Regions from separate parts of the Homo sapiens genome. Here regions 2 and 3 are each linked to region 1. Evidence: read pairs that join two places in POLR2A ChIA-PET (ENCODE). Cell type or tissue: HepG2. All regions are shown on one strand. Links, peaks and the distances in the headings refer to the core of each region. The heading gives the core; the rest is flanking DNA.

The links. ChIA-PET counts read pairs that join two places held together with the same protein. Peaks named below come from ENCODE experiments on the same cell type or tissue, not always from the same donor. Only the 100,000 strongest peaks of a DNase experiment are listed, where the experiment ranks them.
Region 2: POLR2A ChIA-PET joins it to region 1 with 5 read pairs; 1 of 35 experiments calls an interaction of 5 or more read pairs at or near these places.
Region 3: POLR2A ChIA-PET joins it to region 1 with 5 read pairs; 2 of 35 experiments call an interaction of 5 or more read pairs at or near these places.

What each region holds. Positions count from the first base shown.
Region 1 is chr16:57,700,762-57,711,161 of GRCh38, reverse strand. DRC7 (dynein regulatory complex subunit 7) reads right to left here. Exons shown (of 19, transcript NM_001289162.2): 6 at 9,032-9,226; 7 at 6,128-6,286; 8 at 3,484-3,702. Among named protein-coding and RNA genes, the nearest start is that of DRC7, 11 kb to the right of the region's middle. In HepG2, for the core only: no CTCF peak of the experiment used is centred there; DNase peaks (open chromatin) are centred at 6,691 and 7,071; H3K4me3 peaks cover 1,372 bases.
Region 2 is chr16:57,630,888-57,638,255 of GRCh38, reverse strand. All of the region lies in intron 1 of ADGRG1 (adhesion G protein-coupled receptor G1), which reads right to left. Among named protein-coding and RNA genes, the nearest start is that of ADGRG1, 5.9 kb to the right of the region's middle. RefSeq lists an enhancer at 6,510-7,165. In HepG2, for the core only: no CTCF peak of the experiment used is centred there; a DNase peak (open chromatin) is centred at 2,635; H3K4me3 peaks cover 675 bases.
Region 3 is chr16:57,509,021-57,514,020 of GRCh38, reverse strand. It overlaps CCDC102A (coiled-coil domain containing 102A), which reads left to right. Exons shown (of 9, transcript NM_033212.4): 9 at 1,151-1,840. The coding sequence ends at 1,280. Among named protein-coding and RNA genes, the nearest start is that of DOK4, 25 kb to the right of the region's middle. RefSeq lists enhancers at 3,791-4,291, 4,987-5,000. In HepG2, for the core only: no CTCF peak of the experiment used is centred there; no DNase peak of the experiment used is centred there; H3K4me3 peaks cover 954 bases; H3K27me3 peaks cover 662 bases.

The sequences.
Region 1 (10,400 bases), core at 4,900-9,899:
CTTGAGTCTTCCTATTGAATTTGTACCTTAAAATCCTTCCACAAAGAAAATTCCAGCCCCAGATGGCTTCACTTGTGAAGTCCAGCAAACGTACAAAGGAAATCATGCCAATTCTACAGAAACTCATCCAGAAAACTGAAGAAAAGGGAAACTTCCCAACTCATTCCATGAGGCCAGCATTACTGTGATACCAAAACCTGGCAAATATATTCTAAGAAAACTACAGAACAATATCTCTCTTCAACAAAGATACAGAAATTCTAAGCAAAATTTTCAGTTCAACACCAATAATATATAAAAGATTTAACCATCACAATGAAATGAGGTTTATCCCAGGAAAACCATGGTTAGTCTAACATTCAAAATCAATCCAAGTAACTTACCATGTAGATAAACTAAAAAAGAAAAATCATAATAATCTCAATAGACTCAGAAAAAGTATTTGACAAAAATCTAGCATCTATTTCTGAAAAAACTCTCAGCAAACTAGGACTGGAGAAAAACTTCCTTTATTTGATAATGGGAACCAATAAGAGAAACCTGTGGCTAATACTATACTTAATGGTATCAGACTAAATGCTCTCCGTAAGATCAGGAATAAACAGGTTTGCTTTCATCACTTCTGTTTAACATTTACTGATGATTCCAGCCAGTGTGATAAGGGAAGAAAAGCATCCAGATGGGAAAAGAAGTAAAACTGTTTTTATTCACAGATAACATAATTATCTGTATAAACATTGATGGAATCCACGCAAAGGCTATTAGGGCAAATAAGTGAATTTGGGAAGATTTCAGGATAGAAGATCAATATGTAAAAATCAACTGCATTTCTATTCACTAACAAAGAATAGTCAGAAGGTGAAATTTAAAAAAATCATAGCATCAAAAAGCGAAATATTTAGGAATAAATCTGACAAAAGATGTGCAAGAACTGTACACTGAAACCTACAAAATGTTGCTGATAGAAATTTTAAAAGACTTAAATAACTGAAGAGAGATACCATGGTTCATGGGTGAAAAATTCAATATTGTTAAGAAAACGGTTCTCTCTCAATTGATCTATGGATCCAGTATAATCTCAACCACAATCTTCTTTTTGGGGCCCGGGACAGTGGTTCAAGCCTGTAATCCCAGCACTTTTGGAGGCCAAGGTGGGTGGCTTGCTTGAGACCAACCTGGGCAACATTGCAAAACCCATTTTTTGTCTCTATAAAAAATACAAAAATTAGCTGGGCATAGTGGCACATGCCTGCAGTCTGTAGTCCCAGCTACTCGGGAGGCTGAGGTGGAAGAATTGCTTGAGTCCAGAGGTTGCAGTGAGCCGTGATTGCATCACTGCACTCCAGCCTGGTCAACAAAGGAAGACCCTGTCTCAAAAATAAAAATCTTCTTTTGGGGTGATGAAAAAATTCTGGAATTAGATAGTGGTGATAGTTGCACAATCTTGTAAATATACTAAAAGCCACTAACTTGTGCACTTTAGTGGATTTATGTTATGTCAATTACACCTCAATTTTAAAAAGGGGGGAACACAATCAGTCTAATTTACCACTTAATAGAAGAAAAAATTATGATCATTTAATAGATGAAAAAAACATTTGATATAAACAAATTTTGTTTGATTAAAAAAAAACCTGCTAGTGAACTGAGAAAGAAATCCCTTAGTTAAATAAAGGGTAGCTAGCTATAAAAACCCTACAGTCAAGATAAACATCACACAAATAGTGAAATGTTATGATACTAAGGCGTTACTTGTGAATCAGGACTGAGACAAGGATGTTCAGAATCCCCACTTCAATTTGACATTATACTGGATGTACTAACCAGAGAAATAAAACAAGAAAAAGAAATGAAAAAGTATAAGGATTAAAAATGAAGAAACAAAACGGCCATCATTCAGCTATAGAACTGATTGTATATGCAGAAAACCCCAAAGTCTTTACAGATTAATTTTTAAAATGAATAAGCAGGTTTAAAACTTACTGGATATGTGAACAGTTTGCAAAAAGCAATTGCTTTTTTTTTTTTTTTTTGAGACAGAGTCTTGCTTTGTCGCCCAGGCTGGAGTGCAGTGACGCAATATAGGCTCACTACAACCTCCGCCTCCCAGATTCAAGCAATTCTTCTGCCTCAGCCTCCCAAGTAGCTGGGATTACAGGTGCCCACCACCACACTTGGCTATTTTTTGTATTTTTAGTAGAGACGGGGTTTCACCATGTTGGCCAGGCTGGTCTTGAATTCCTGACTTCAAATGATCCACCCTCCTCAGCCTCCCAAAGTGCTGGGATTACAGGTGTGAGCCCCCACACTCAGCCAAAAATCAATTGCATTAAATAAAACCACAGTGCAATACCATTACATGTCCACTACAATAGCTAAAATGGAAAAGAAAGTATCCAGTATTGGCAAGGATGTGGATGGAGCTCTGAGAACCCTCATACATTGCTGGTGGGAGTGTAAATGGATGCAATCACTTGAGAAATCGGGCAGTATCTACTAAAACTGAGTATGTGCCCACCCTGTGACTCAGCGATTCCACCCCTCAGTAGTTACCCAACAGAAATGTGTGTATGTGTTCACTGAAATATATGTATACAAATATTCATGGCGGCATTATTCAAAATAGTCCCAAACTGGACACAGTCTCAATGTGCAACTGTAGAAAGGACAAATAAGTTCTGGTGTATTCAAATAATGGAAAGTAATAAAAAATGAAAATGAACAAACCACACAAAAAACCACAATGAATTTCATAAACATAATGAGTGAAGGAATCCAAGAGTAAGAGTATTGAATCACTGTGTGATTCAACTGATGTAAACTCCAAAAACAGATGAAACTAATGGATGTCGTTAGAAGTCAAGATAGTGCTTAACTCTGGGGACGATGGTAGGGTTGGTGGCCAGGAGGAGACATGAGGGGGCTTCTAATGGTCCTGGCTACACAGGTGTGTTCAGTGTGTGATAATTCAATGGTATGTACACTTAGGATTGTGACCTCCTCTGTACCCTCTTGTAGGCGCGTGTGTGTACCAGTGCCACATACGTGAGTTAAAAATACATTTGGAGGAAGATAGTAATTGTGCAAAGGGACTTTGTGGGGTTTGGGCAATATTCTATTTCTTGGTCTGGGTGTAGGAAACCAAGGTGTGTTAAATTTGTGGGATTTCACTGAACTGTATGTATGCATGGGATGAGTGTACTTTTCTGCATGTAGGTTACACTTCAATATAGAGTTTTTAAAAAATGCATTCAAACAATCCACACTTTAGAAGGATACACAAATCAGGAGAGACAATAATCGTATCAGAATGGTTATTCATGGGCAAGGGAGTGGGCCATGGAGACGCAGCTATGGAGAAGGTTCAAAGCCCTCGTGGCCTGGTGTCTCGCTCTCCCCAAGGTCTGGCTGCCATTGCTTCCCTCTATTCCTATCACCTGCACTGTGCCTGCCACACCCACCCAGCTCCCCCTCCCTAGGCACCTTGCAGCAGTTCCAGCAATCCTGCATGTTGATCCAGTAGTTCTTGTGGTTCCACAGGCTTTCGATGCCCAGGAAGTGCTCATCCTGGGTGCTGTAGCTATGTCCTGTGAATGGGTCGATGAAGAAGTTCTCAGGCACCTCGCGCTTCCCCGATAGCACAAGGACCCAGGAGTGCACCCGCAGGCCGTGCAGGGCATCCGGCTTTGCCTTCTCCGCTTCCTGCCAAGGAAAGGTGGGTGACTACGAGTCAGATGGCTGGAAGAGGAGTGTCAGGGGCCCAGACATCTCCCTGGGGCTGGGGAACCAGCAGGAGAGCTGAGTTCTGATGTAGACTGCACCATCAACCGGAGTGTGACGGCCCATCTCCCCTCCCATCACCCAACCACTGAGCCCATTTGTAAAATCAAAACAATGGGAGAGTCTGACTAGATCTGTGGTTTACAAATCGGACTCTTTGGGGCACTGGGCATCTGGGGGTTACCGGCTTTATATGTTATGACTTTGGGTGAGGTTTCATCCACAGAAAGGAAATGGGAGACCAAGTACCTTTCTTATCTGCCTCCCTCTGAGAGAACTGTGACTGTCTTGTTGTTCATTGTTATGTATAAATAGGTCTGGACCAGAAAAGAAGCTCAAGGAATACTCTATGGAAGGAAAGGAAAGAAGGGAGTGGGGAAAGAGGATTGGAGGAAGGATAGGAGTGTGGAGTTGGAAGAAGAGATGGGAGATGGGTAGGAGGATGGCTGGCAGGATGGATGAGAGGACTGATGGCAGGAAAAATGGATAGGAGGATGCATGGGAGGAGAGAGGGGAGGATGGATGGATGGGAGGATGGGTGGATGGGAGGATGGATGGATGGGAGGATGGGTGGATGGGAGGATGGATGGATGGGAGGATGAGTGAGACAATGGATGGATGGGAGAACAGTGGGTAGGAGGGTGGATGGATGGGAGGATGGACGGATGGGAGGATGGGTTGGAGGAGAAATGGAAGGAAGGATGGATGGATCGGAGGATGGTGAGAGGATGGATGGGAGAATGGATGGGAGGATGGACGGATGGGGGGGTGGGTGGGAGGATGGACGGATGGGAGGATGGGTGGATGGGAGGATGGATGGATGGGAGGATGGGAGGATGGGTGGATGGGTGGATGGGAGGGTGGGAGGATGGATGGATGGAAGCATGGATGAGAGGACGGATGGATGGGAGGATGGATGGATGGGAGGAGAAATGGGAGGATGGATGGATGGGAGGATGAGTGGGACAATGGATGGATGGGAGAACAGTGGGTAGGAGGGTGGATGGATGGGAGGATGGACAGATGGGAGGATGGGTTGGAGGAGAAATGGAAGGAAGGATGGCTGGATCAGAGGATGGTGGGAGGATGGATGGGAGAATGGATGGGAGGATGGATAGTTGGGAGGATGGACGGATGGGAGGGTGGGTGGGAGGATGGATGGATGGGAGGATGGGTGGATGGGAGGATAGATGGATGAGAGGATGGGAGGATGGGTGGATGGGAAGATGGGTGGATGGGAAGATGGGAGAATGGATGGATGGAAGCATGGATGAGAGGATGGATGGATGGGAGGATGGATGGATGGGAGGCAAAATGGGAGGATGGATGGATGGGAGGATGGGTGGATGGGAGGATGGATGGATGGGAGGATGGTGGGAGGATGGATGGATGGGAGGATGGTGGGAGGATGGATGGATGGAAGGATGGATGGGAGGATGGATGGATGAGAGGATGGATGGGAGAATGGATGGATGGATGGGAGGATGAGTGGGATGATGGATGGATGGGAGAATAAGTGGGTAGGAGGGTGGATAGATGGGAGGATGGATGGATGGGAGGATGGATGGGAGGAGAAATGGGAGGATGGATGGATGGGAGGATGGATGGATGGGAGGATGGATGGGAGGAGAGATCAGAGGGTGGATGGGAGGATGGATGGATGGGAGGATGATGGATGGGAGGATAAATGGGAGGATGGATGGATGGATGGGAAGATGGATGGATGGGAGGATGGGTGGGAGGATGGATGGATGGAAGGATGGATGGGAGGAGAGATGGGAGAATGGATGGTTGGGAGGATGGATGGATGGGAGGTGGGTGGGAGGACAGATGGATGGGAGGATGGGTGGATGGGAGGATGGATGGATGGAAGGTTGGGTAGGAGGATGGATGGATGGGAGATGGACAGATGGGAGGATGAATGGGAGGAGAGATCAGAGGATGGATGGGAGGATGGATGGATGGATGGATTGGCGAATGGGAGGATGGATGGGAGGGGAGATGGGAGGATGGATGGGAGGAGAGATGGGAGGATGAATGGATGGGAGGGTGTATGCAGGTATATCCCCAGTAAGAGTCTAGAGCAAAGAGGACACCAGAGCTGCCTAGCATAGAATGGGCTGCCCCAGGCAGTACAGTGCCCTGATGTTAGGAGTCCATCATGAGAAGCTGGCTGACCACCAGTGGGAGATTCCTGCAGGGCCAGGTAGAGGTTGGGGGTGATTGTGAGGTGGACCTAGTTGGGGGGTCCATACACACATCCCCTCCATGACCTATGCCTCTTTTCCCATCCCTAGCAGTCCTTTCTCGATAGCTGAGCCCAGGGGATTCAGGGCTGAGGACCCACCATGAGGCGCTCCTCCTCCTCCCTCAGCCGCTTCTTCTCCTGGGCTCTGATCTCCTGCTGCTTCTTCACCTCTTGCTCCTGCTCAAACCTGCTGCACAGGTCCCTGGGGGGTTTGATGGTATACTTCTTAGGCAGCACCTTTTCCTCCTTCTTGATGGTCTGTCACCCAAAAGAAGAGGAAGGGTCAGTGGCCCTGCATCCCCCCTTTACATGTGCAACTCCAAGAGGTGAGACCCGCCCAGCCAGTCCCTCAGACCGGGGGATGGCAGCTACTCCTGTAGCCTGTGGCCTTTCTGGCTCTAAATGCAGCTCCAGCTCCATGACCTTGGGAGGTCCTCTCACTTCTCTGAATCTCAGGTTCATGGTGTGAGAATAATAGGAACTTTCTCCCCAGCCTCTTTCTGAGAAGTAAAGACAGAAAAAATGCCCGAGGGAGGTACCTGTCAGGGCCAGGAGCTCAGGAGGTGTGGCTTTCTCCTCTTCAATCCTCACCACCCATCCTAGCCATGACCTGGGTCTGATCCAGAAGTGGGGAGAATTGTCAGGAGTTGGATTTTTCAGATCTTGTCATCGGAGGGCCTCATATGTTGACTTTAACAGTTTGCTGGGCCAGGAAGGAGAAGAAACCGTGTGTGTGTGTGTGTGTGTGTGTGTGTGTACGCTTGCGTGTCTACAAATGTGTGCTAAGTGGCAAGAAGTATTCCCAGGAAAGAGCACTGCAGAGGCTGCAGAGGTGGGCCTGTGATAGTCATGAAGGAGAAATAGTGAATCTCCAGCGTTTCAAGTTCCCTGAGTCTCCATTTTCCTGCTGTGTGACTTTGGCCACATTATGTTACCTTTTGATTTCATCAACATACTCATCTGTAACATAAAAGTGACAATATCTACCACACTGGGCCATCGTGGGGAGCAACAAGCACAATGGACATGAAAGCGGATTTTAAACCCGAAAGTTCTCTGCATCTGTTTGTTATTGATATAATGTTAATCATTAAGCTTTTGGCTGAGCTGAGAGCTGAGATGCCCGGGTGGGAGCTCAGAGGCTTTTTTTTTTTTTTTTTTTTTTTGGAGCCAGAGTATCCCTCTGTTGCCCAGGCTGGAGTGCAATGGTGCGATCTCAGCTCACTGCAACCTCCACCTTGCAGGTTCAAGCGATTCTCCTGGCTCAGCCTCCCGAGTAGCTGGGTTTACAGGCATGCACCACCACACCCAGCTAATTTTTATATTTTTAGTAGAGACGGGGTTTTGCCATGTTGGCCAGGCTGGTCTGGAACTCCTGCGCTCAAGTGGTCCACTTGCCTCAGCCTCCCAAAATGCTGAGATTACAGCCTCCCAAAATGAGCCACCGTGCCCAGCCAGAGGCTTTTGAAGCCAAAAGCCATGGCGGAGCTCGTGCTCCATCTTCTCTTGGGGAGGTGGGCCTGAGAGAGCAAGGCTCTTCTTGTGCTTCCCCTTCTGTCTCGCCCTTCTCCCACCAGAGCACCCACCCTGGGGTCCCTGGGTGCTCACCCAGGTATAACCCAGGTACACAGTGATCCTGCTGGATGCCTCAGGTCCCTGGATCCCCATCTCCAAGCTGCGGACACCCACAGGAGCCTGACCCTGATCCCAGAGTCCTGGAATTAATCCACCTCATGAAGAGCATTTTCTGTCTGTAGCATGACTATTTTCTAAATGTAAAGAGATGCATTTGTGATTCTGATATTCATTCCAGAGTATTTCTTGTGTCTGTAGCAGCCTGTGGTCCTTATGGAGATCTTAATGAGCAGATCTAAAAACACAGCCACCAGCCACTGAACAGTTGGTGATTTTTTTTTTTTTTTTTTTTTTTTTTGCTATTAAAAAGGGGCCTTGAGGGCCAGGCACGGTGGCTCAGGCCTATAATCCCAGCACTTTGGAAGGCTGAGGCGGGAGGATTGCTTGAGTCCAGGAGTTCACGACCAGCCTGGACAACATAGTGAGAACCTATAAAAAACAAACAAAATTAGCTGGCCGTGGTGGTACTCGCCTGTAGTCTCAGCTACTTGGGAGGCTGAGGCAGGAGGACGGCTTGAGTCCAGGAGGTTGAGGTTGCAGTGGGCCGAGATCATGCCACTGCACTCCAGCTTGAGTGACAGAGTGGAAGAGACCCTGTCTCAAAAAAAAAGCAGGCTTTTTACCTCGGGAGTGTGGGACTGAGAACCAAATGTCTGTTCACTTGTCTGTTATTTTTTATTTCTTTTATTTATTTTTTGAGATGGAGTCTTGCTCTGTCACCCAGGCTGGAGTGCAATGGCGCAATCTCAGTTCACTGCAGCCTTTGCCTCCCGGGTTTCAAGTGATTCTCCTGTCTCAGCCTCCTGAGTAACTGGGACTACAGGCACATGCCACCATGCGTGGCTAATTTTTTTGTATTTTTGATAGAGACAGGGTTTCGCCATGTTGGCCAGGCTGGTCTCGAACTCCTGACCTCAAGTGATTTGCTCGCCTTGGACTCCCAAAGTGCTGGGATTACAGGCATGAGCCACCGCACCTGGCCTATTTTCTTATATAAAAATGGCTGGCTGGATTTTTATCAAATGCATAGGGTAAATTTGGAATCGTTTGACTTAAGATATAAGCTATGTGGCATTCATAAAATTTACCAAGCAGGGAGCATAGTAGCTGAAAACTGAGTTACAACAGACAGAGAAGAACAGCCAGCTTGGAAAACTGGGCTGGATGTGTTAAGACACCGAGGACATAAATCACTGGTGGTTTGAAATATGAACTCCAGGGCAGCGGAAGGGCTGGTGGTGAGGGATCTGTGTCCGCGTGGCCAGGGCTGGGGATGAGGCGGCAGTGATGGACGTCTCTAAGGATGGCACGACAGCACCGGGAATGTTCATCCTTTGGGAAACCCGGGCAGCTCAAGCCCGACCATACCTCCTTGGGCTTCACAGTGAGTGGGCACACCTCCCGCGTCAGGTCCATGTGGCACAGGTCCAGCGAGCCGTAGCCGTTGACGCAGTAAGCATCATAGCCAGAGCCGATAAGCATGGAGCAGAGCAGCGTACTGAAGTCAAAGCAGTTCCCCTTCTGGTACTTGAGCACAGTGGTCGAGGAGTACAGGTGCGAGGGCTGGTCACAGTGGGACGGTCAGCACAGCTGGGGCCCCGCTGCCCCAGCCTGTCCTCCCCACCGGTCACAGCCCACCACCTGTCAGGGTGGGGAGCCAGGACCAATGCACAGGCTGGACCTGCTTTGGGCCCCTAACCCTTGTGGGGTCAGGGAGCCTGCTAAGAATGGAATGACAACCAGACACCATGCCATTCACATTTGCCTGTCATTTGAAGGGGCTATGGACTTCCTGATAGGGGGAAACCTTCTGGACTGTAGGAGTGTCTGATCTAATGCCCTCTGACTGGTAAGTTTACTGTTTTGCTCCAATGCTCCCCCTTCCTTCGATACCCACCTTTCCTCCTCCTCCCTTTATCAGTTCTCCACTGTTGACCTTGCCCTTTCTTCCTCCCTCCCTCTATTCTGAAGGAGAAGCTGACGAATTTGGTCAGAAGCCCAAAGATGGGGTTAGGGCCACGGGCAGCCGGGCCTCCCCTCTCTCTTTCCTGTACCGCTTGAAGCCATGGCAGGGAAGCTCTGAATGCAAAGGAGAAAAGAGGTGGGAACCAGAAGCCCAGGCTTGCTGTGTGTCCTCAGGCAAGTGGCTGTCTCTCTCTAGGCCTGTTTGCCCTTAGGGGCCCTGAGAGGCTGTACCCTGAGCCTGGCTGAGCTTCCTTTTCCCAGACCGTGCCTGACATCCCATTGAAGGAAATCATGTACACAGTGATCCGTTTCCAAGGCAAAGTGCCTTGAATAGGCTTAGGTCAGCAAACTACAAAAACCCCAGGATATACTAGGCCCCTGCTTGAATAGCCAATGCCTGTTTGTCAGCCTTCTCCTTCCTCCCCCTTACCTACCGCCTTAGTTGCCCTCACTCAAACCAAAAAAGTTTAGCCTAAGATAAAAGTTTACTAGTCTGCAAAATAGCTCGCTTTGTCTGTTCTTATCAGCCTGCCCAGCTACTCAGGTCATAAGTCAAATACTTAAAGAGCCCCTGAGCTAACTAGGATTGCAATGCATTGTGGGTTGCAATAAAATGCTGCAAAACAACCCTAGAAAAAACACCTAAAGCCCCTGCCTAACAATCAATAGGCGATGTCTGGGAAGATTGTGACCCCATAGTACTCAGCCTGTGAGGAACCAGGGGAGGGACCTGCGCACTAGGGGATAAACTGCTTGTTAAAACTATGCTGGG
Region 2 (7,368 bases), core at 3-5,002, 68 kb after region 1:
TTTAAATGGAGATTTTCTCTGGGACATGAAGCTATCAAGACCAGTTGTCCATCTGGCACTTGGCTAATCCCTAACTCTCCCCCACGTTCAATGCTCAGCCAACTTTATTTGAACATCTCCAGTGACAGGGAGCTCGCTCTCTTCCAAGAGGGCACATTCCTTTGATCTCTAAGTTTTTCATACCCACTGAGTCAAAGGGAAAAGGACATAAAAACTGTGGTACGCCCCAGACAGGGCACAGAAAAGAACCAGGGGTTAGAACCCCCACCGAGGTTTTCGGTTCCAGGCCAGCAGATAGGGTGGGGTTGCTCAGGGGTGCAAAAGGTCCTGGGGTCTCAGTCAACCAGCTACAAGCACTTTCTCAGAGCACAAGTGGGGAACCCCACTGGCAATCACATTCTGAGGGGAGTCCAACAGAGGAAGGGGCTTTGGGATGATTTCTGGCAGAGGCCATGGGAAAGGCAGCAGGGGCTTGGGGCTGAGGGGATGGTGTCTCTGCAACTCCCCTTCTCCCCCGCCCCTCCGTGGAGCAGAGCCAGGAGGCAGCTTCAGTCAGGAGGCTGCTATTGTCTCACTGCAGGCCCAGAGCTGGGTCCCATTCAGGCCCTATTTTTGGCCCCCGGAGGAAGAGGAAAAGAAAGCAAAGAAAGGACTTGCTGTTCTCTGGTGAAACCTTCTCCCGGAAAGGCTCACAAGGCTTGCTGGCCGGAGAAGGCGGCCTCTGTTGCATCAAAGGATCCTGTGCTTAAAGGGAGCTGGCAAGGGGCTGTGGTTCAGGGGACCTGGGGGGAGGTACAGACGAGGCACACCACGCCTTTTACATACACTTGGCACTCACTTACAACAGCAACCCGGAGAAACAGAGGCACAGCTTCCCCAGCCCCACCCATAGTCCCTAAACATCCCACTCATAGTAATAATAAAAATAACTGCAATAGCTCATTGCTGCCCAGAGCCAAAAGCCAAAGCACTGTCTTACTTCACACCTACAACATTCCCGACCAGGGTCGGGGCGGGGACTGAAATGATGAAGCTCATTTTGTAAGTCAGAGAACTGAGGCTCAGGGAGCAGCAGGACTGCTGAAATCACAAGCCAGTGACCACAAGCCTACTCCCGTCCCCCAGCCTTACGCCACCCCATCCCTTCCTTGCAGTCGCCAACTCCAGCCACTCTAGACTTCTGTCCTCAGACACACCTCAGGGTCTTTGCGTGCACTTTTCCCTCAGCATAGCACATCCTTTCCAGGACCCTTTCCCTGACTGCCTCCTTCTCAGGCCTCAACTCAAATGTCCCTTCCTCTGAGAAGCCTTCCATGACCACCCAATTAAAATTATCTTCCGTATCCATCACTCGCTTCCATGTGATTTATTACCCGTATTGGCACCCAACATTGACATGACTCTGCCATTTGCTTACCTGTTATCCCTTGCTCAGCTTTGCTGTCTCACCTGTCTTGCTCACCACCTGCATCTCCAGTACCTAGCACAGTGCCTGGTCCATAGAAGATCCCCAGTGACTGCTGGATGAGTAAATGAAGACTGAGACGGAGCTGGGACTCTAACCCAGGGCAGGCAGGCTCCACACCTCTTCCCAAAAGGAGCCATTCCTGATAGATACTAGATAGCCATTCCTGATAGAAGATCTAGAAGATCCAACCCAAAAGTGCCACTCAGGCTATGTGAGGGGTAGGGGATAGGGGATGGAGAGGGTTCAAGCACTGAGCCATCTCCACTCTCCAGCATCTAACAGGATCAGGAGCACACACACCTCTGCCGGCTGCTTGGCCAGAGAACGGTTCCCAAGACTGTGCATAGCCTGATAGGATCTGAAACACAAGGCAAACTCCCCTTTGTTTTCCCGATAAAGGCTCTGAGAAGTCCCACAGCATGGAAGCCTGGGAGCGCATGCCTTTCCTATGCCACTGGGGCCACAGACAGCTTTAATGGCTGCTGGATTAGAAGATGTCTGAGATTCCATCTGAATCTGTGAGCACTGAACCTTGGATTTTCTCTCTACATTAAAGCAAAATTACCACCCCCAAGACCCTCAAAGGCCCACTCCTGTGGTTCGGGCCTAAGGGGAGCCCAGGTAGCAGATGTGCAAAGAAAAGTGGGTCCCGTTCCCATTGCTGCAGACCCCAAGCTCCCACCTGGGCTCCCCATGGGCTCTCCAAGGTCAAGCAAGGAGGAGAAAGGGCACGTGCCTATGGCCATGGGGTCCTGCGATCTAGCAGGCTGGGGGTGGGGTGTGTCCCGAGGACTAGTCTGCAGAGACTCACGAGGCAGAGCTGGGGCAGGGCAGGGAGCCACGTACAAGTGCAAACCATAGGATATGCACTTGGCCTCCCATGCTTCCAGGGCCACTCTATGAGGAGGTACTATCATTCCCATTTTATAGCAGGGACACAGGGACACGGAGCTTGCCCAGGGACACAGAGCTCGTAAAACTGGATCCAAAGGAGCATGGTGCACTCCTTTCCCTGGGCTGCCTCTGTTGTCCTGCATGCCCTGGCAACGACATGGAGAGTCGGCAGCAGCTACTCCATAGAGAGGGAAAGGGAGGCTCAGAGGGGCTGAGCCACAGGGCCCAAAGCCTCACGGCCCAGGGAACAGGGGCGGGGTTGGACCTTGCTCACTCCTGTGCTCACGTGGTTTGCAAACACTACCGTCCTTCCTAGATCGCAATCACTAAAGGTTCTGACTCCAGTTTCCCAAACCCAGGTAGGTAGACAGAGACGGGACCCTGGGGCATGCCACCACCTGCTGCAGGATCTCCATGAAGAGACACTGGCTGTCCTCCCCCACCATGGCTGGCAAGGGTGCTGCACTGGTCCCAGCTCCCACCACCTCCACTTAAGGTGCCAGGAGGCAGGCAGGAGAGGAGCTGGAGGACAGACCGTGTGCACCTGGTCCCCTAGGTGTGCACACAGGTGGCAGAGTCCCCCAGAAGGTGTGGCCAGGACAGCCATGGCATAGGATAAGTACAGCTTTGAGGAAGCTGTGCACGAGGGTTTCTTCCAGCTTTGCCCACTGCCCATGGCTCTAGGCAGGTGGGGGGCAGGGGAAGTGCCATGGGGTCAGGAATGCCCCTATTCAGGTTCAAGCCTGTTGGATAAGGGAGAGCAAGGGGTCCTGAAGATTCAGGAGGTGGGTGTCCTGCCCTCCTGACCTCCCTCAGCCTCTCCCTGTTCACTCCAGTCCTCTTCAGCTGGGTCCCTCTCCCCCTCTGCTCCCTCCCATCCAGCCCACTGAGCTATTTACACATGGACAGGGGTCTCTGAAGATGCATTCATGGCTTTCATGGTGGAGGTTCCTTGGAAGAACCTTGCCAGACAGCCAGGCTATGAAGAGGGTTTCTAGATAGAGGCACCACCTGCCCACAAGCATGGCCTGATGCGGCTAGAAAGACCCATGTGATGCTTAAGGACATAGCGACTCCGGGGAATGTGGGAATTGGGTGCCCATCTCCCCCAAGGCTAGGAAAGCTCAGGGCTGGAAGCAGCCATGAAGAGGAGCCCCATGCGATGCCAAAGTTGCTTCTGCAACGCCCCTGCCACACTTGAACACCTACAAAGGTGGGGAACTCACTACCTATCATGGGAATGGCCATCTGTGGTACTCTGGGGAAAAGTCCAGGCTAAGAGGCAGGAGACTGGGTTCGGGCTCTGCTACCACTGACTGCTCCGAGCTCTTGGGCCTGATTCCTCATCTGTGAAATGTGGATAAAGTTTCAAGTCTTAGAGGGCCAGCAGCACTCAAGATTGAATGAGGGTCTTTGTAGGCAGTGAAGTGTATGCCCCAGGGGCGGAAGTTTGGGCTGTGAGTCGCCCCTGAACTGTTTGGCCCGTGCCCAGATGGTGACACAGCAGAGGAGCAGTGGGCAGAGGGCACAGGGCTGAGCATGACTCAGGGGCCCCTGCCAGCCCCTTGGGCTCACCCCTAGCATCTGTCACCATCAAAGCAGGTGGGTCTGGGCAGTTGTCTGACCCCCTGCCACAGGGTCCGAGACCCAGGGTGCCAGCCACAGAGCCACACCCTGAGGCCCAGACTCAGCCAAGGACCCAGAAGGGGTCAGCTGCTCAGCCTAGCTCCCAGGGGCCTAGGGTGAACTCACCCAGCAGAGAAGTGACCACAGTGCTGTTCTGTCCCAGGAAACCAGCTCGACTGGAACCCAGGCCTCCTCTCCAGGGCTAGGGCCATGGCCTCTGGTCCTTTGAAAGGTCGGCGGTTCTGTGGGTAATGGCTCCAGCTCAGCTCCCCAGCCCAGGGTCACATTAACTCACTCCAAAACCTGGGTCAGGTCTCAGGTCTTGGGGAACATGAAGGAGTCCCAGGCTGGACAATGCCTCGGGGCAGCAGATCAAGACCCCAGGAATGGGCATGTCCAAAGGGGAAGCTGTCACAGGATTGGTGGTTTTCCCGGTAACATCCTGGGAGGATGGCACCATTGTTCCGGATAAAGTCTCCAATGCTCTCTAAGAACAAGGCTTGGTCATGGCCCAGAAGGGGCAATTACAATAGCACTTGAGGTGTGCCCAGCCCTGCACTCAGCACTTAAAATACAGAGGCTCACTTAATCCTCTCAGGATGCCATTACCAGCCTCATGTTTACAATTAGGAAGACGAGGCACAGAGAGGTTAATATACCTGTCCCAGGCCACACAGCCAGTAGAGCTGGGACAGAATCAGGCAGCCCCAGAGCCCACACCCCTAACAGCCCACCTCGTGCTGCCTCTCCTAGGGGGCAGCCTGGCTGAGGGATGGAAAAGCAAAGGTCTGGGACAGCTGGGGACAGGGTCTGCGTCTCATGAGCCCCTATGACGTGTGGCTGTCTCGGTTCATCCCCACAAAGCCGCATTTAGGTATCAGAGACTTTCACAGCCCAAGTAATGAAGTTGTGAGAAATTCAGCCGCTTGCTCTAAGTCATTTTTCAAGGATTTGAGCCTAAGTCAATGAGCCCATGACCTGGAAGATTAAACCTCCAGCTGAGGTTTAGGGAGAACCTCTTGAAGTCATGCACTGTGCTAGGTACATACTTTGCAGCCACTTTTGCCCCAAATTCCACAGCAACCCTGCAAAGGGATGTATTGTTATCTCCATTTACAGGCAGGGAAACGGGTCCAGAGAAGCTGTCATCTTTGGCAGTGGAATGCAAGTCTCCACAGCTCCTCTCAAAAGTCAGCTTTCCCCCATGGGCCTTGAGCATCCAGGCTGGGGGTACTAGGAGGACAGAGACCTGGGGACGGGAGGGGAAAGGGCCTGGGAGGTGGCAGAGGCGGCTCTCTATCTCACTGTTCCTTGTTTTGCAGTTGGTGTAAGTGGCCCCGAGTCTGGGAAGCCAAGCCAGAGCCATTCACCGCAGAACTTTTCAGGCCACCAGGGTTGGGCTGGCTCTTGGACAGCAAGGCCATCTCCCCACCGCCAGGCCATCTCCCACTAATGCAGAGAGGCCTGTCCACCGGTGCCCGGAAGCATGCCAGCTCCTCCGGGGCTGAGCTTTTATCTCTGCCTGGAACTGCCAAGCATACCACAAACTGCCTGAGCCTGCGCAGGCGCCAGCTCGGGAGCCCGACGCCCACCACACTGGCCTCCTCACCAAAGCACGAGTCAGGCTGGAGGTGGGTGAGTGAGCGCCACTGGTGTCCAGGTGGCCGCAGCTCTCCCAGCAGTAGCGGGGGCAGGGAGAAGTGCTCACAGTTATTTCAGGTTATCTCTGGGCCTCAATACAGCCATCTGTCCAATGGGAGAGGTATTAAAAAAAGGCTTAACATTCCCACGTATGGGAAAGGCACTTTCCCATATGCTTTCCTCTATCAACTCTCTTCATGCTCATAATAGCCTCTGAAGCAGATGTGATTGTGATCCACAGTTTACAGATGAGGAAACCGAGGCACAGGCCCATGTTCCCACAACCAGAGAGAAACAAAGCCAAGATTCTCCCTGGGCAAGCCACCCTTGCTGTCTCTACGGGCCCTGTCACCCTACAGGTGCGTGGATTTGGCAGTGGCAGGGGCAGGGTTCAAGACACGAGCATGTGCCTGGCTGGCTGAGGAGCCTCCTCTCCACCAAGGGACAAGAGCCCAAATTCTGGATCCCCAAAGATGTGGGGTTGCTCACTGGGTAAGCCTCCCCTGCCTCAATGTCCTCATCTGAAAAGTGGGTGTCGTGTGCAAGGCACTGAGCCCAGGGCCTGGCAGAATCTGAGGTCAGGGAAGGTCCAGGATTGCTCCCATCCAGGCTGAGCCATCAGGGAACCAGGGAGAGTTTGGGGCTTAGCTGACCTCCTGCCAGGGCAGGCTGGCACTGGGCAGTGGTCAGAAAATGTGTGTCCCTTCCTACTCCCCAACCCTTGGCCCCTCTACCCAGCAGTCCAGACCTAAGACCAGAATCTACAGGGCTCCCCTGGGGGCCTCAAGGAGCCCCAGATGGGGCACCAGAGACAGGAGGAGGGGCAGGGTCTCAGCCAAGTGACGGCTCAGGAGAAAGGAGGCCTGGGAGGCTGAGGCCGTGCCACAGCCCCGCCCCACCCGGTTTGAGAGACCCCTTTGTGCCAGCCCGCCCCGCCCCCCATTTGCCATCTGCCCAGTTGCTGTGTCTGGTCACCCCTGACTGCTGGGTTTGCTCACATGATGTCCCCATCTGCTGTGAGTCAGAAGGCGGGGTCCACAGGGCCACCCCCAGCATGGGGACGGGGGCTGAGCCCTGATCAAGCTCCAGTCTGGGAGGAGGAGGTGGTGCTGGGGTTTGGGGCTCTGTTGTCACACTCCCCTCTCCTCCCTACTTCCACCCGACTTCCCCACGGCCTCCTCCATGGCCTCCCTGGGAGCCCTGCCACATGGAAGCCCATCCTGCATCCCTGAAATGGCACAGCCCCCCAGACCCCACCTGCACACAGCTTCTGCACAGGATGGCGGAACCCGCATCCCAGTCCGGCTGGAGGACGGTCCGCAGTGGTCCCTCCATGGCTGTCCTGCCCACTCCTCTTACCTGCCTTTGTCATGCTGGGCCTTGCCAGGAGGCCAACCCCTACACCAACCCTGCTGCAGCTCTGCCACCTCTCTCCTGTCCTTCCCCTCGACTGGGCGCCACCTCCCCCTCGTCTCCCTCACACGTGAAGCTGCTCCCAAGCTTGAGCCTTAACCCAGCAGCCAGAGACTGGGACTGCCTGGCCAACCTCACACTGAACACCCATCCTGGCCCTCCCCGTCCTGCTGGGTTTGCAGCCTGGGCCCCCAGCCCCACACAGCACCTGCCTGGCGAGTCCTCCTGCCTCTCTTCCCCCCCACAGAGCAGATTGAGACCTGCTGGCCTGGCTCATCAAGTCCCATGAAATGACCCATGCCAGGGGTCCGGTATCACCCTCCCCG
Region 3 (5,000 bases), core at 1-5,000, 190 kb after region 1:
CTAAGGCCCAAGAGGGTAAGTCTTTCCATGGCCACACAGTTGGTGGGTGGCCAGGCAGAATCACCCCTGGCCATCAGCCATCCAAGCCCTTATTTATTGAGCATTTACTATATGCTGCTGTTTGCTGAGATCTTGTGGCTTAGAGAATGGGCTGCAGAGACCTAACAGCTATTGTGCCATGGTAAACTGAGCCTCGATTTCCCCATCTGCCTGGGATGACGCCCATAAAGTGTTGTGCAGGGGCCCAGGCGTGGGCCCAAGTCAGGACCCATGCCTGGCTGGCTCTGCCTGCTCTGACCCTGCAGCACACACCCTTCAAAAGACCACTTAGCCTTGGGGCTTTCCCGCAGTCTGGGTCACATTGTTCAGGAGCCATAAACTCCAGAAGTGGGCAGGCAGGCCCTGCTGGGCCTCTCAAGTGCTTCCATCGGGGAGGGTGGGGCCACCCAGGACCGCTGTGTCGTTTTATTTTCCAACTTTTTGTGCTTTAATGTTCCGGGGACAGCTCACTAAATCACTGTGCAGTAATGGAGGCCCCCGCCTGTGCCCCTCCCTTACGTGTTAATAATTCATGTCTTCCAGTAAGATGCAGCCGGGGCGGCCACTTTGCTGGGGGGTTGGGGGAGGGATCGGCATTTCCTTCACCAGCTCTTCTTAGACTCAAAGTTTTCCTCGTAAATTTTGACTTTAGGAATTTTAATGTGAGGAAGAACTAGGGCTGAGCCCTTTCTCACTGACACTGGGAATGTAGAGGGCTCAGCCCACCCTGCACTGTCACACCAACCAACTCTGCTGCCTGTGCTCTGAGAGCCAGGCTTGGGTTCAAATCCTGCAGCATGACCTTGAGCCAGCTCCTTCACCTCTCTAACCGCCCAGCTGCTCTGGCACCACCCACTTCAGTTCAGAGCTCTGCCCCACTCCCCACCATCTGTGTGACTTTGAGCAAATGACTTCACCTTTCTGTGCCTCGGTTTCCTTGCTTGTAAAATGGGGGTGATAATGGCACTTCTATCATATAAGGAGATTACAGGAGATGAGACAGCAGGGAAAGCACCAGGGAAGGCTTAACTGCTCCAGCACCAGCTGCAGCCACCTTATCGGGGGACTACCAGCCAGGCTGCTCTAACCTCCTGTCACCCCCACCCCACAGGCTCCGCAGGCAGCAGCAGAACGCTCCCCTCTTCGGGAAGATCCGCAGTGCTCGCTTTGGCACCGAGGAGGCCGAGGATGGAACCAGTGACCTGGACGAGGACGAGGACCTGCAAATCCAGGTGGCCTAGAGCTTCCTGTGGCTGGGCAGGATGGGCCGCCCCATACCTGCCCAGGGTCCAGGCTAACCAGCCACTCAAACTGATGCAGTGCCTAGGCTCACTCTGGGACCAGTCCCTGCCACAGCCGACTTTCTTCTCTCCCAGGGATGGCGTCAACAGTCCCACCTACCAACGCCCTGTGGAAAGGAAGCCTATGTTTTATATATATATATACACACACGCGCGCGCGCGCGCGCACACCCAGAAGTCTTTGGACCCATTTGGTTTTATAAATACAGGACAGCTCCAAGGCCCAGTCCAGATGACCTCACCCACCCAGGACTTCATGCAGGGCTGGGCATGTTGGGGGCAGTTGTTGGAGCCCCACCCTGGGCTGCCTCTCTAGGCTTCGCTGTTCATCATACAATGCAGTGAACCCAGTTATTTGTAATAAATGAAGTTCAAGTTCTTGGGGCATCTGAAAGTATGGCAGATGTGGGCGGGGGTTGTGGGGGACGGCATCGGCCTGCACCTGACGCTGAACCAGAGCTCAGGAATGTCAAGTAACTTAATAAATGAGTGAATGTGAAGAAGAAAGAATGAATGAATGAGGCCAGCCACGGTGGCTCACACCTGTAATCCCAGCACTTTGGGAGTCCAACGCAGGTAGATTGCTTGAGCCCAGGAGTTCAAGACCAGCCTGGGCAACATGGCCAAATCCCGTCTTTACTAAAAACACAAAAATGAAAAAAAAAAAAAAAAAACACAAAAATGAGCCGGGTATGGTGTTGATTGCCTGTGATTTCAGCTACTCAGGAGGCTGAGGCAGGAGAATCGCTTGAAGCCAGGAGGTGGGAGTTGCAGTGAGCCGAGATCACACCATTGCACTCCAGCCTGGGCAACAGAGCAAGACTCGGTCTCAAAAAAAACCCCACAAAGAATGAATGAATAAACATCTGAGCTGCTGAGCAGTCTGGTATCCACTCCTGTGGCGAGGAGGAAGAAAGTACAGTGCATGCCTACTCTAGAGACTTCAGTTCTGGCACCCGATGGATTCATGTCTCTGCCCCTTATTAGCTGTGCAACCTCTGGGAAGTTACTTGCCCTCTCTGAGCCTCAGTTTCTTCATTTATAAGATGTCTCAGAGCTGTCACAAGAATTAGATAGGTTAACCCAGAGCTCGGTAAAGGTTAGTTATATTAAATACCTAAAAGTTTTCCCTGGAGAGGAGGGATTTGCCAGGTGGGCGCAGGGGATGAAGTTCAAGTATTGATGGAAGTTTACCTAGAGGTAGATGTGGACACAATAAATTACAAACCCTTTTTTTCCCCCCAGCCCTGCCCTACATAGCGAAATTACAGGCAGTTTTATTTTTGGTATTTAATTTCTATACCTTCTATAACCAGCAGATTTATGTTAAATCTGATGGTAACAGTGATTAGAAACATGGTAGCAGGCTGGGCATGGTGGCTCATGCCTGTAATCCTAGCACTTTGGGAGGCTGAGGCAGGCAGATCACCTGAGGTCGGGAGTTCAAGACCAGCCTGGCCAACATGGTGAAACCCTGTCCCAACTAAAAATACAAAAATTAGCCGGGCCTGGTGGCAGGCGCCTGTAATCCCAGCTACTCGGGAGGCTGAGGCAGAAGAATCGCTTGAACTCGGGAGGTGGAGTTTGCAGTGAGCCGAGATTGCACCACTGCACTCCAGCCTGGGCGACAGAGCAAGACTCTGTCTCCAAAAAAAAAAGAAACACGGTAGCATACACTTTTGATCTTTCACAGTCAAAGTGGCTTTCGGGGCATCTGCTCTTTTGATGGGACCCTTTAGGTAAATTCTCAGTACCCGGGCCTGCTTTCTGCAGAAGGAAGCGTTGCCAGGATTATTCTAGCATAAAGAAGGTGGTGAGCTCCCTGTGTTTAGGGCTGTGCAAGGAGAGGCTAGGGCTCCAGCCTGGCCCCAAAGAGCAGTTAAATTCGGTTGACAAAGGGGCTGCCTGCTAGGGGTGGGAGAGCTGCACTAAATGATTTTCTCTCGGTGTGGCCTAGTTAAGAGGGAGCCATGAGGCCACAATGCTCAGAGCTGTCCCAGGGACACCAGGGACACCTGGTGCTGGGTCTCAGGGTCACCAGGAGCTCTGGGGATTGTGAAGAGGAGAGAGGCAGACCCAGGAGCCCAGCTGGGCGCTAATAAATAAGGGCACTGAAAAATTTTCTGTTGCCAACACTAAATTAATGATGTTAGCGAGGTGGGTTTGCTGCCATGGCAAAGCCCCTGGGCTCTGAGGGGGATGGGGAGGCTGAGTGAGACAACCACGGGGACTCCTGCTTTGTGGCCAGTGGAAAGTCAGCGCCAGTGGAAAACAGGGCTTTGAGAAGAAGGTCATTTCCTGCCAGGGATCTGTCTGCTTTCTCTCCCAAATAGGAAGTTGGTCCCAGAAAAGGCTGAAAGTGCTGCCCTTTGACCCTGAAGAGCTAGGAGGCAGGAGCCAGGCCCTCACTGACACTAGCTCTAAGAGCCACCTCCGGCTGGACCTGCCAGACCTGCCATTCCCAGACACAGAGCAGACCCTGTCTGGCGTGGCCAGGCTCCCCCAGACTCCCTGGCACCACCTGTGAGATAGCACTGAGCAGGGGCCTCATTACAGCCCCTATCTCCCAGGCAGACTGCTCCTAAGAATGTCAGCAAGGAGAGGGTCTGGCTTCCCACCTCCATGGTACACAAGAAAACAGGCCTCGGGAGGGGAGGGACGGTTGCAGATAGGGCTTGGAGATGGTCCCAGCCTGGAACGTGTGCTGCTTCTGCTCACAGCCCTTCTGTGGCTCCCCAGCTTACCTGCAGAGAAAGTCACCTAGTGTTCATGGTGGCCACTGCCCAAAGAAGCATTAGCTTTGCCTCATTTGATACTTTAAAAAGTATTTAATGCGTTGCTAACATTAGTAATGGGAGGTTTTCCCACAAAGCCATGGGGTTCCCTCTCTTGAGAAGTTAGCATCTCTGACCAGCGTGGACTCACTCCCACATGGCTACAGCTGCTGGGCTGAGAGGAGGCTCCTCCCTGGGGTGGGACACAGGCACCCTGGGCACCGCAGTCCCCACCACTCCCTGCAGCCTTCCCCTGCACTGCCCTCACTCATTTAAATTACTGCCCCACTCTTGGAGGCATTTGAAGATTTTTCCTCGGGCTTAGTCCAGTTTCTCTTTGAGCAAGTAAGGAAACAGAGAGAGGGGAGGTGCTGAGCCCGCCAGCATGAGATGTAGCCAGGCCAAGAGCACATGTCACTCGCGGGCTCTGATCCCCTGCAGGCTCCTGGTCACTCCAGGGGTGACTGCCAAGAACAGCTAGAATGTGTTGAGCGCCCCTCCCACCCCACTGTGCCTCACAGGCATCGTCTCACTGATCATTCCCAACAGCCACACGCGGTAGGTGTCACCATCATCATCCTATTTTATGCTGAGGATCCAGGGGCTCAGAGAGATGGAGTGATTGTTCCAAGGCCACACAGCTGACTAGACATGAAACTGGGATCCCGGCCAGAGCCCACACTCCTTTATTGTTTTTATTTATTATTATTATTTTTGAGACAATGTGTGTCTGTGTCACCCAGGCTGGAGTGCAGGGGCACAATCCCGGCTCACTGCAGCCTCTGTCTCCCAGGTTCAAGAGATTCTCCTGCCTCAGCCTTCCCTGTAGCTGGGATTACAAGCATGTGCCACCACGCCCAGCTGTTTTTTGTTGTTGTTGTTGTTG